3 separate regions of the Homo sapiens genome follow, and all the other regions are linked to region 1. Evidence: chromatin contacts called from ENCODE Hi-C or POLR2A ChIA-PET data. All regions are on one chromosome and are shown on one strand. The core of a region is the stretch at or near the end of the contact, and the rest is flanking DNA. Distances in the headings are between cores, read along the strand shown. Region 1 holds the start of USP11 (ubiquitin specific peptidase 11). Region 2 holds the start of SLC38A5 (solute carrier family 38 member 5). Region 3 holds the start of GRIPAP1 (GRIP1 associated protein 1).

The links. A loop is a pair of places that touch in the nucleus more often than their neighbours do. ChIA-PET counts read pairs that join two places held with the same protein, here RNA polymerase II (POLR2A). Pooled maps may share reads with other maps.
Region 2: a pooled map shows a loop between it and region 1 (6-fold over the local background). The contact joins the promoter of SLC38A5 here to the promoter of USP11 in region 1. A Hi-C loop is called at or near these places in 1 of 168 maps with a recorded cell type or tissue (ascending aorta) and 12 of 50 pooled maps. POLR2A ChIA-PET finds 5 or more read pairs at or near these places in 1 of 52 experiments (GM10248).
Region 3: a loop to region 1 is called in a map of CD8-positive, alpha-beta T cell, with 24 times the contacts of the local background. The contact joins the promoter of GRIPAP1 here to the promoter of USP11 in region 1. A Hi-C loop is called at or near these places in 1 of 168 maps with a recorded cell type or tissue (CD8-positive, alpha-beta T cell), 1 of 37 single-sample maps with no recorded cell type and 7 of 50 pooled maps.

The regions. Positions count from the first base shown.
Region 1 is chrX:47,230,567-47,234,461 of GRCh38, reverse strand. It overlaps USP11 (ubiquitin specific peptidase 11), which reads right to left and starts at 1,453. Exons shown (of 21, transcript NM_001371072.1): 1 at 1,243-1,453. The coding sequence starts at 1,418. RefSeq lists enhancers at 515-1,098, 1,524-1,573 and a cis regulatory region at 576-1,798.
Region 2 is chrX:48,469,010-48,472,495 of GRCh38, reverse strand. SLC38A5 (solute carrier family 38 member 5) reads left to right here and starts at 2,236. Exons shown (of 17, transcript NM_033518.4): 1 at 2,236-2,314; 2 at 3,060-3,161.
Region 3 is chrX:49,000,175-49,003,822 of GRCh38, reverse strand. It overlaps GRIPAP1 (GRIP1 associated protein 1), which reads left to right and starts at 1,559. Exons shown (of 26, transcript NM_020137.5): 1 at 1,559-1,635. The coding sequence starts at 1,594. RefSeq lists a cis regulatory region at 1-168 and an enhancer at 1,441-1,550.

The DNA.
Region 1 (3,895 bases), core at 204-2,703:
ATTAGTAGTACTAGTATCTACCCACTTTAATAAAATTTCACCGACGTTTCCATTGCCTTTTACAGTAAAAGAGACAAAAATAATCTTATGATAAAAAATTGATTTTTAAAATAATTTTTTTTTCTGTTCCAGGATCCAATCGAGGATCACATGTTGCATTTAGTTATCATGACTCGTTAAATTGCATTAATTCCTTCAATTTGGAACAGTTCTTCAGCCTTTGTCTTTCATGATCCTGACATTTTTGAAGAGTGTAGGCCGTTTATTTTAACAGGATGTCCGTCAATCTGGGCTGCGTAAATGTTTTATATAATCTTTTTAAGTCTTACGTATTTCACAATTAAAAAACGAGATGCAACTCGGCGAGAAATAAAATGAACTCAGAAGCAGTAAATTTCAAGAAGGACTGTTTAGCAAGAAATCAGTAAAACAAGCCGATTTATCAAAATTCTATTTTTTAAAAAAACGACTTTTTCTTGATTCTAAAAACAAAACAGTACCAACACAGAAAACCAATTAAACATGGAAGGCCCCTCCGGTGCTAATCACCTGCACGTTCTCTCGACTCGGGAAGGCTTCCGCCAGAATCAAAAACCACGGCGCGTCATAAACTTTGCTTATTCGCAGGCGCCATTTTCTGCCTCATAGGCACCACCTCCCCTCCACTGTCGTCCCTCGGCCTCAGAGCACGCCCCTCAGCTCACGTCACCAACCTAACCTCGTTCCCAGGCTCCAGGCTCCTCCCCCCTCCCCCACGGAGGTCCCCGCTCCCTCCCTCGGACCGTTCGGCTCCATCCCGCTCTTCTGCTGACGTCACAAAGCTCGCCTCGTTCCCAGCCGCCCCGGAGCAATCGGAAACCGCTCCTCGCCCCCAAAAGTTGCATTACGCAGCGCAGGCCGCGCCCCCGCCTTATGTAGCAGAACCCACCTTCTTCCCAGGTTCCTACGCAGTTTCACTACGCAGGCCCGGCCCCACCTCCAGGACCGAAACTGGTCTCATCACAACAAACCCCATTTTGTTCTCAGGCGTCAGACTGCACCACACAGGCCCCGCCCCTTTTCCAGACGTTGCGATTCATTCAAAGGCACTTCCCCGCCCCTTTAGCCCGCTGTCCCGCCGGCCACTCCCCCGCCCCCGCACCCCGCAGCAGCTTTCCCGCGGCCCTCGGCCGCCGAATCCCCAGCGGTTGTCAATGCCCCCACCGTTCCCTCTGCCGAGGCTCCACCGCAGCCCAGCCTCACCAGCTTTCGCCGGCCCGCAGTGGACGTTCTCGCCCACTCTCGCCGTTTTCTATCTGGCGCCACTGGCTGTCCAGGCCTGGCAGCTCCTCGTGCTGTGGCTCTCTATCCTCAGTCACCGCCGCTGCCGCCGCCACAGCCGCCGCAGCAGCAGCTGGATTTGCTGCGACCGTCGCCATCGCCGTCCGTTCTCTTCTACAGCCAACGCAGCTGTGCGAGATTGGAAGACGCCCCTCAACAGCCACTTCCGGATTCTGGTCCCGGAAACGGAAGCAGAGCCCCCCAAACAGTCGCGGGGCTACTGCCATATTGGAAATGGCCCCGTGCACAGACGCGTCGAAGGGCTAGGTGGGGTAAAATCTTCAGTGGGAACCAAGAAAGACAAAAGTGCCTTGTGGGGTCCTAACGCCCTGTAGACTTAGGGCACAGGTGGCATGGAAAGTGGAGGCTGAGGTTCCCGAGGTGGGCTAGGACTCCTACCCTGGGAGCAGTGTTTTTGTTAGCCTGATCAGAATGCCCTTCATTGTACCATCAAAACCCAATGCAAAAGAGGTTTCCACCTCCAGAGACCCACCGAGGCCTGCGGGCTGTTGTTTCTCTTCCTGAACTAGATTTATTCACTAGACAAGGTGTTGAAGACAAGTTAGCCCCAGGCCCTATGTTTGTTGGAGTCATAGCAATCATAACTAAACTAGCTGTCCGCCCAGTTTAAGTGCTTTATTGGACTAAAATAGTAGCCTCAGGCAGCAGGTACTGTCCTTGTCACCCATGGGTAACAATGGGGACGCTGAGTACCAGAAACGTCCCTCAGCTAATTAGTGGTGGAGCTGCAGTTTAGACTTGAGAAATCTGGTTTCAGAGCTGTGACCTTAAACACCAGGCCAAACATTCTCCAACCGTGTGGTCCCAGTGGTCCCAGCCTGTCTACCGGTCCAAAAATCCTCTTGGGGTTTCACAAAATGAAAACTATTTTCACAATACTTTTTCACTCTCATTCTCTCAGGGGTGTACAGTGTGATTATCCAGAGGCTTCTGAATCCAGAGGCTATATGACATAAGCAAAAACTCTTTTGAATATCTTAAACTTTTAAGAACATAAAGGAATCCCGAGACCCAAAGTTTGAGAACCCTTGGACTAGGCCAGGGTCTCTCAACCTCAGCACTGTCATTTCTTTGTTGTGGGCATTGCAGGATATGTAGCAGCATCCCTGGCCTCTACCTACTAGATACCAAGTAGTACCCCTCAGGACAACCAAGTATCTCCAGACATTACCAAATGTCCTTTGGGGGAAAAATGTCTCTGGTTGAGAACCACTGCTCTAGGCTATGCTATTCTTTCCTCTGCTGGGGCTGCCAGCCCCGTTGATGATGACTTTAATTTCGAACCTCCCTTCCCCCTCACAATTTCATAATTTACCTATTTTCAGTTAATCTCTGCGGGGCAGGGATTGTGTCTTTATTACTGTGATTCCAGCCCCCAGCCCAGACCTGGCATAGATGAGGGGTCACAAACTCAGTTGTGTAAGCTCTGGGTGAGGAAAGGGAGCAGGCCTTTCACTTAAGGGTCCCCAAAGAAAGTGGCATTTGAGTTGAGTCAGACACATGGCAGATAGCTGCTCTTCAAGCCCAGTTGAATCTTGTCAGATTCTCTGAATTGATTCTCCCCATTGCCCCTCTGCAGACTCCCCCTCCCCATTTATCTGGGCAGCCAGGTAAATCCAAGAGACCTCCTTTCCCAGCCCTAGACCGTTTTTTTTTTTCCACCTTCCAGAGGCCAACCTCTGCCCACACCAGTGACCCTACCACTTCCCAGAGCAGTTGGGTGAGTTCTAGACCTTTTAAATCCAGCCTGGCAATCCTGTCCCCCTTTGCAAGGCCCTCCTTTTCCCATCCTCCCTTGCTGCCAGAAGTGGCCATGTCATCTGATTCTAGCCAAGAAATGGCACAGGAAGTCTGCTGAGGAGCTTGTGGAAGTTCCAGCCGTTAAAAGAACACAGACAGGTAAGGAAGGTGTTCTGTCTTCCCTGCTTGCTTTTCCATCTCTGGGGACATGGCAGTCATCATGGCACCATGAGGCTGCAAGCTGAAACATCACTAAAGTGCTTAGAAAGACACGGTAGAGGCTGGGCTTGGTGGCTCACACCTGTAATCACAGCACTTTGGGAAGCCGAGGTGGGTGGATCACTTGAGGTCAGGAGTTCGAGACTAACCTGGTCAATATGGTGAAACCCCATCTTTACTAAAAATAAAAAATTAGGTGGGCGTGGTTGTGCACGCCTGTAATCCCAGCTACTCAGGAGGCTGAGGCAGGAAAATCGCTTGAACCCAGGAGGCAAAGGTTGCAGTGAGCCAAGATTGTGCCGCCACATTCCAGCCTGGGCGACAGAGACTCTGTCTCAAAAAACAAACACACACAGTAGAGTGATTAGAAGTTCATGGGCCCCCACCACTGGGCTTTAGTAAACAGCCACTTAATTAGGGTTGCCATTACTTGCAGTATTTGCCTGGCCCTGCTCACCCCCTCTTCTGCTTAGAAAACAATCCTTGGCTTTGCCCAAGATGGTGGGACTGGGGCTGGAACTCACAGGACAAAGAAAATAAGTTTCAATTATCCTCATATCTGAGGGCAAACCCCAGGTTGTGTCATTGATCCCTG
Region 2 (3,486 bases), core at 987-3,486, 1.2 Mb before region 1:
TGTAATGGCTCTGGGTGGGGGAGGGGTATGAGGGGAGAGAGAAATCAGAGTAGATAGGAAAGGAGACAGAGGCTGGAGGAGGTTGGGCAGGAGTGTGTGCGCACGTGTGTGTGAATATGCTGAGTGTATCTCACCTGCCCGTTCTCAGCCACAGCCACACGTATGTGAGCTGTGCCTGCGTCTTCCTATGTAACTTGCCTGGTGCTGCGTTCTGTCTATGGCCGCCTGCCAAACTTGTGCTTTTTTTTTTTTTTTTTTTTGAGATGGAGTCTCACTCTGTCGCTTGGGCCGGAGTGCAGTGGCGCGATCTTGGCTCACTGCAACCTCCGCCTTCCAGGTTCAAGCAATTCTCTTGCCTCAGCCTCCCGAGTAGCTGGGATTACAGGAACCCGCCACCACGCCCAGCTAATTTTTTTTGTATTTTTAGTAGAGACGGGGTTTCGCCACGTTGGCCAGGCTGGTCTCGAACTACTGACCTCATGATTCACTCACCTTGGCCTCCCAAAGTGCTGGGATTACAGGCATGAACCACTGCACCCGGCCCAACTCATACCTTTTTTTTTTTTTTTTTTTTGGCAACCGTGTGCATTGGTACTGTCTGTCGGTGCAGTTCATCTATATGTTGTTGTGTGTGTGTGTTGCTTGGGTGTTTGTCTCCTTTGTAATGGTCGTGGGTGACAAGTGTGTCAGAGTACTTGTCCCTCCTATATGTGTATCTATGCGCACGTATCTTTCTTTGTGTGTCTGCTGCTGTATTTGTGTCTCTTCTTAGCGAGTGGCTGCAGGTATGTGTGCCCTCGGGGTGTTTCTTCTGGTGCCATGGTATGAGTACTATCTGGTTCTCTTGTTTTTTCCTTGTGTAGCTTTCAGTGTGGTTTCTGGATTTTTTCTTTGCAACGATAGTAAGCGTACTCTGCATTCCTGTGCTTTGTGTTTGTGTGCAGGTATATGCTTTCCCTATATGTTTCTTTTCTGACTTGATTTGTGACTAGCTGTGTGTGTACACGGCTGTGTGCAGCCATTTGCTGAAATGCAGTTGTGTGTGTGTGTGTGTGTGAGAGAGAGAGAGAGAGGAGAGAGAGAGAGAAGGAGACTATGGCTTTTCTGTTTGTACAAAAATCATGTCAGCCTATGAGTGCCTCTCTCTGTGACTGGAGCTGTATGTGGTTACATGTGGTCACAAGTGCACATTCAAGTTCACATACACAGAGATATCATTTTAGGGCTTGAACCTGGAAGTTTGCCTCCAGGGTCATCTGAACCTGGATTCAGGTTCAGATCCAGGGCCATCTGAACCTGGATCGTGTGTGTGGGAAAGACCCAGGACCCACACACAATGTCATCAGCTGTGTGTAATTGTGTGCTCTGTGTGTGGCTGTGAATCTGTGTGTGTGATTTGCCTGTTGATTGTCTTTGGCATGGCTGTGGGTCCACGGGCGGTGAGGTTCAGGAGTCTCGAGTGTCTGGAAATCGGCACAAGCCTATCCCTGTGTTAGTCTGTGCTCTCTGTGAGCGGCTCTGAGCCTGTCGGTATTGATAGCTGTAAGACTATCGTCACTCTGTGTGGCCACGTGTGTGACTGTCCCATGAGCCATTGCTCTTAACGTGCAGTGGTGAGTCTGTGTGTGTTCATGTCTGTCAGTCTTTATTCTCTTGTGTGGCTGTGAGTCTTTGTGCACCTCTGTGAGTGATGGCGAGTTGGCCCCCGTATCTGAGCCCCTTGATGGGGCTGTGATGGGTCCTGTTGTGTAGCTGCGATTCCTGAGTGTGCAGGAGTCTCTCTCCCGCTGTGGGGAAGTAAACGCCCCATCCCTTGTCCTCCTCCAACTGTGGGTGGGGTGAGGGCATCTAGGCCAGCTTTGAAGCCCCAGCCAGCTCCTGGCCTTTCCGGGAATTCTGTGTTCCCTGTCGGGGGTGGGCAGGCGGGCGAGGGGCCCAGACAGAGGCCTCTTGTCCACCTGGGCTTCAAGCAGCCCAGTCGAGGTGGTCCCAGACCCCAAGTCCACCCTGCCTGACATCCTGTAGCGGACACGTGGCTTGCCTGGGACAGGCATGCCTGTCATATGCCTGGAGGGGAGTGAACAGACGGACTCCCATAGAAGACAGACGGACAGACAGATAGTGGGACTTCTCAGGGCTTGGACAAGCCCCACCCCACGCTTGGGGTGGGGTCCAGGACTACAGTGCCCGCCCAGTTTGCGGACAGTGTGAGTTCACAGTCCACATTCCCCACCCAGCCACAAATGCCCTCCCTGCCTCCCTCTGGGGGCCCCCAAGATCTAGGGTCCTCTCGTGCCTAGGCTGTCTGCCTGAGGTCTGCCTGGAATAGCCTGGCTACTACCCCTGCACCTGTTCCCCTGCTGTCCCCAGGCCTCTCTGCCTGAATCTGCCTCTCTCTGCCTCTTTTCTCCTGTCCCTCCAGGAGTCTCTCTGCCTCAACCACTCTCTCTGCCCCTTCATCTCTCTGAGCTGGTGTGTCTGGTCCTACCCTCTGTTTGGGGAGCTGTCTGGCTCTGTCCCCCACCTCTTGGCCAGCCTGTGTCTCCTGTCTATGACTGAGCCCAATTGCCTGTTGCCTTTCTGCAGGTGTTTCCACGAGCCTATCCCTACCCACCTGTTTGTTTCTGAGTCTGCCTGTGTGTCCCTTTCTCCCTGTCTCTGCCTGTCTTCCAAGCTCCCCTAGCATCCCCTCCTCCCGCCCATCTGTCTTTCTGTCCCTTCTGTGGTCTGTCTGTTCCTGTGCTGTTTCTCATGCCTGCTTTCTTTGTAACTTCAGTTCTCCTACTCTCTCTCTGTCTCCTCTCTGCACCTTTTTCTGCCATCCATCCCATCCTGCTGTCCGTCTGCTCTGTGAGTCCATCCCCTCTGTCTGCCTGTCACTCTCTCTAGCTGTGGGTCTACACCCTCAATCTTTCAGGCCATTTCCCCCACCATCAACACACAAACAAACCGCTGTCTCCCTCCAAGTGGGTCCAGATAGGGGGCGCCCCTTCTCCACCTCTTCCCCCGCCCAGGGCCAGAAGGAGGGAAACGAAATTAAAATTAACATTTCTTCTCAGGAAAAAAAAAAAAGTACCGCTCCAGAGCAGGAGCCTAGGCAGCCGAGAGGGTGCCCGAACCTGAGTCTGAGTTGCGGCCACTTCAGGAGCTGAGAGGAGCAGGTAGGTGAGGAGGGAGCGTGGGCTGCGGGGATGGTGTTCCTGGGGGCCTGAGATATGAGTAGGGGTCCTGGGAGGGGGCTCGGGGTTCCTTGGAGACATTTTAGCACTAGTGGGGAATGGAATGGCGTGTATGGGGAGGTCCTTTTTGTACCCTGATCCCAGGAAGTGAATTCAGGTGTGGGTGGGAGGCTCCGGAGGGTGCTGGTGGTGGGGGATGGGACTCCTTGAGACCCTCCCTGTCCCAGGAACGGGATTCAGGACTTGGGAAAAGGATTTCCTGAGCCAGTTTGAGCTCTAATGGGGACCTTGAATGGGGGTTTCTGAG
Region 3 (3,648 bases), core at 310-2,809, 1.8 Mb before region 1:
CCCTATCTTGCTTGTGATGGTGGTTACAAGGTTGTATACATTAGACAAAGCTCACTAAATTGTACCCTTAAAATGGGTGCATTTATGTATATAGACAGATCAATAGCGTTATCTTTCAATAAAGTCAATTAAATCAAGAAAGAAATCAAAGAGTCCTGGCTGGCAATACTTTTCTTTTTCTTTCTTTTCTTGGAGACAGAGTCTCGCTCTATCCCCCAGGCTGGAGTGTAGTGGTGCGATCTCGGCTCACCGCAACCTCTGCCTGGCGGGTTCAAGCGATTCTCGTGCCTCAGCCTTCCGAGTAGCTGGGATTACAGGCGCCCACCACCACACCCGGCCAATTTTTGTGTTTTTAGTAGAGATGGGGTTTCACCATGTTGGCCAGGTTAGTCTCGAACTCCTGACCGCAAGTGAACAGCCCTCCTTGGCCTCCCAAAGTGCTGGGATTACAGGCGTGAGCCACCGCGCCCGGCCCTGCTGGAAATATTTTTCCACAGCAGGGAAATCATTAAATTCTACGAAAATAAGAAGGCTGGGCGCGGTGGCTCACGCCTTAATCCCAGCACTCTGGGAGGCCGAGGCGGGCGGACTACCTGAGGTCGGGAGTTCGAGACCGGCCTGACCAATATGGAGAAACCCCGTCTCTACTAAAAAAAAAAAAAAAAATTACCCGGACGAGGTGGCGGGCGCCTGTAATCCCAGCTACTCGGGAGGCTGAGGCAGGAGAATCGCTTGAACTCGCCAAGCGGAGGTTGCTGTGATCGGATATCGTGCCACTGCACTCCAGCCTGGGCAACAAAAGTGAAACTCCGTCTCAAAAAAGAAAAACAACAACAACAACAACAACAAAAACAGAAAGAAAAAAGAAAATAAGAAAAAAACTACACTGAGATACCATTTCTTACTCTCAGATCGGTGAGGGTTATAGTGAATTCTAATACTTGAATGAGCCTGGTGTTTCACCACCCTGGTTTGTTTTTTGTTTTTGTTTTGTTTTAATGTAGCTTTTTCGTTTGATTCACTGTCACTCTTTCCACTCTGCTATTTTTATTGGTGGCTAAGTCCTTTACCTAACGTGACATGCAGTATCATGATAACAAAATAAGTGTCAAACCTTAAAAAAAAAAAAAAAAAAAAAGGCCAAAGGCTTTACAAGAGGTGGGATTCCCCTTTGGGGTCTCCCGGAGGAGGGGCGGGAACAAGACCAGAGCGAAGCTTCCGCTTTCATTTCTATGGTTATTAAGTTACCCATTCTCATTAAAGGAATACCGCGGAAGGGTGATTTTCTGTCGGCAAAGACTTCCCTAGCGACGAGTCCACCCATGAAACGGGGATGTAATAATGTCGTATCACAATGGGTGGCCTAGAAGAGTCCAAAAGCCAATCAGATGACTTACATTCGGGTAGAACGTTGTATTACAGTTCACCTGACTCGTCGGTTTCGTTCTCTTCTCTGCGTCTCCAAAATGCTGCCCTTCGGAATTAGGTTCTACCCCCTCCATTCCTGGCCAGTGGTTTGGTCCGACCTTAATACTGCCAGGAGGCGCGAGCTGCGTCTGCGCAGAAAGCTGGCGGGGGGGTGGGGGGAGGAACATGGCGCAAGCTCTGTCTGAGGAGGAGTTTCAGCGGATGCAGGTGCCGCTCGCGGTGGGAAAGACCACCCGGCTAGGCGACCGGGGGCGGGGTAGCGAGAGGTCGTGCTATCAGCTCTGAGAAGGGGTTGGTTGGGATGGACCCTGAGTTTATGGGGTGGGTCTGGAGAAGGGAAACTGAGGCTCGGAGTGGTGAGACTATTGGATTCCGAGATACTCTGCGGCTTTGAAGGTTGGACTCTGTTAGCATTGTGGGCTGGGAGAGCGCCATTAAGTAGGCGGTACCTTACTCAGACCTGGAGGGGACGAGACTTTTGGGCCCGTGCAGGGGACACCGTCGGCGGGTGATGATAATGGGCTTTGAGGGAAGGAGATCCTGAGAAGGCGAAACCATTTTGTCTGGAGAGGAAGGAAGCGGGTGTTGGGTCGTTTGCGTCATGGTGGTGGGAGCCCTTGAGAGGGCAGAACCATTAGCGGGTGGGAGGTGGTAAGTTTTGGGGGAGATACCACTGTGCCCGGGGATTGGGGAAAGACCCCAGATGTTGTCATTGTTCCTGGGAGGTGGAGATCCTGTGCCATTGGTGGTTGGTAGTGCATCCTAAGAGGGGGCGGCACCATTGGATGATTAAGGGTGATCCCATTAGGCCTGGGGTGAAGAAGGCCATGAATGGGTAATACCATTAATCCCATTAACTGGGGGGAGGACCAGAGGGGTAAAAGATTGATACCTTGGACTACAAGGAGGGAAGATCACTGGGCTTTGGGGAGGTACCCCCACTTGATTCTTTTGGGGGGACTCTGAGATGCAATGAAAGGCCATAGCATTGCACTATGAATGGGCCCTTGTTGAGAGGGTTCCTCACTGGGGGGGGGGTCTGAACAGGGTCCTGCATGGGGAGGGGAGGAACTCTGAGGGAGGACAGGTAATCCAATTGGTCCTTGAATGAGGGAAACCAGCTGTCCCTGTGTGAGGGACACTGAGAATGGAAGGGCGAGTTGATTAACCCATGAATGGGGAAGACCACTGTCATCTGAAAGGGATTCTAAGTGAGTAAGAGTCATCCAACTGGCCTACCCAAGGCCTTGTAGAGGCCTACCCTGAAGGGTGTAGGGCCATTCCCAATGGATCATGACTGGGGAGATCTTGAGGGGAGTGGGAATACCCTTGAATGAGGAACATTGATCCCACTGGGCCATGAATGAGGGAGAACTACTGGGCTTTGTTGGGGGGCAAGTCTCGGGGGGTACAAAGGATATTCCACTTGGACCAGTACTTGGAGAGACAGATCACTGGGTCCTGGAGAGGACAGGAGTAGGAAAGATTCTGTGAAGGCCAAGCCCTCTGACCTTGAGCAGACTACCAGAGAACAGTGAGTGGAGGCTGGTGGCGTGGGAGGGAGGGAAAAGTCCTGGTAGGGGAAGGAACAGTAAGTTCCTTAATGGGAAGGAACCGGCCTTGCTGGGTAGAACCAGCCTCAGGGTCCTATAGGGCTGGTAGGGAGGAGGATGCTTAATTCTTTTTCTTTTTCTTTTTTTTTGAGACAGAGTCTTTCTCTGTCACCCAGGCTATAGTGTGCAGTGGCACGATCTCAGCTCACTGCAACCTCCACCTCCCGGGTTCAAGTGATTCTCCTATCTCAGCTTCCCTAGTAGCTGGGATTACAGGTGCGTACCACCACGCCCAGCTAATTTTTGTATTTTTAGTAGAGATGAGGTTTCACCATGTTGGCCAGGCTGGTCTTGAACTCCTGACCTCAAGTGATCTGCCCACTTTGGCCTCCGAAAGTGTTTGGATTACAGGTGTCAGCCACTGCGCCTGGCACTTTCCCTTAATTCTTTTTTTTTTTTTTTTTTTTTTTTTTTTTTGAGACAGAGTCTCACTCTGTCACCCAGGCTGGAGTGCAGTGGCACAATCTCGGCTCACTGCAACCTCCACCTCCCAGGTTCAAGCGATTCTCCTGCCTCAGCCTCCCGAGTAGCTGGGACTACAGGTGTGCGCCACCACACCCGGCTAATTTTTTATATTTTTAGTGGAGACGGGGTTTCACCATATTGG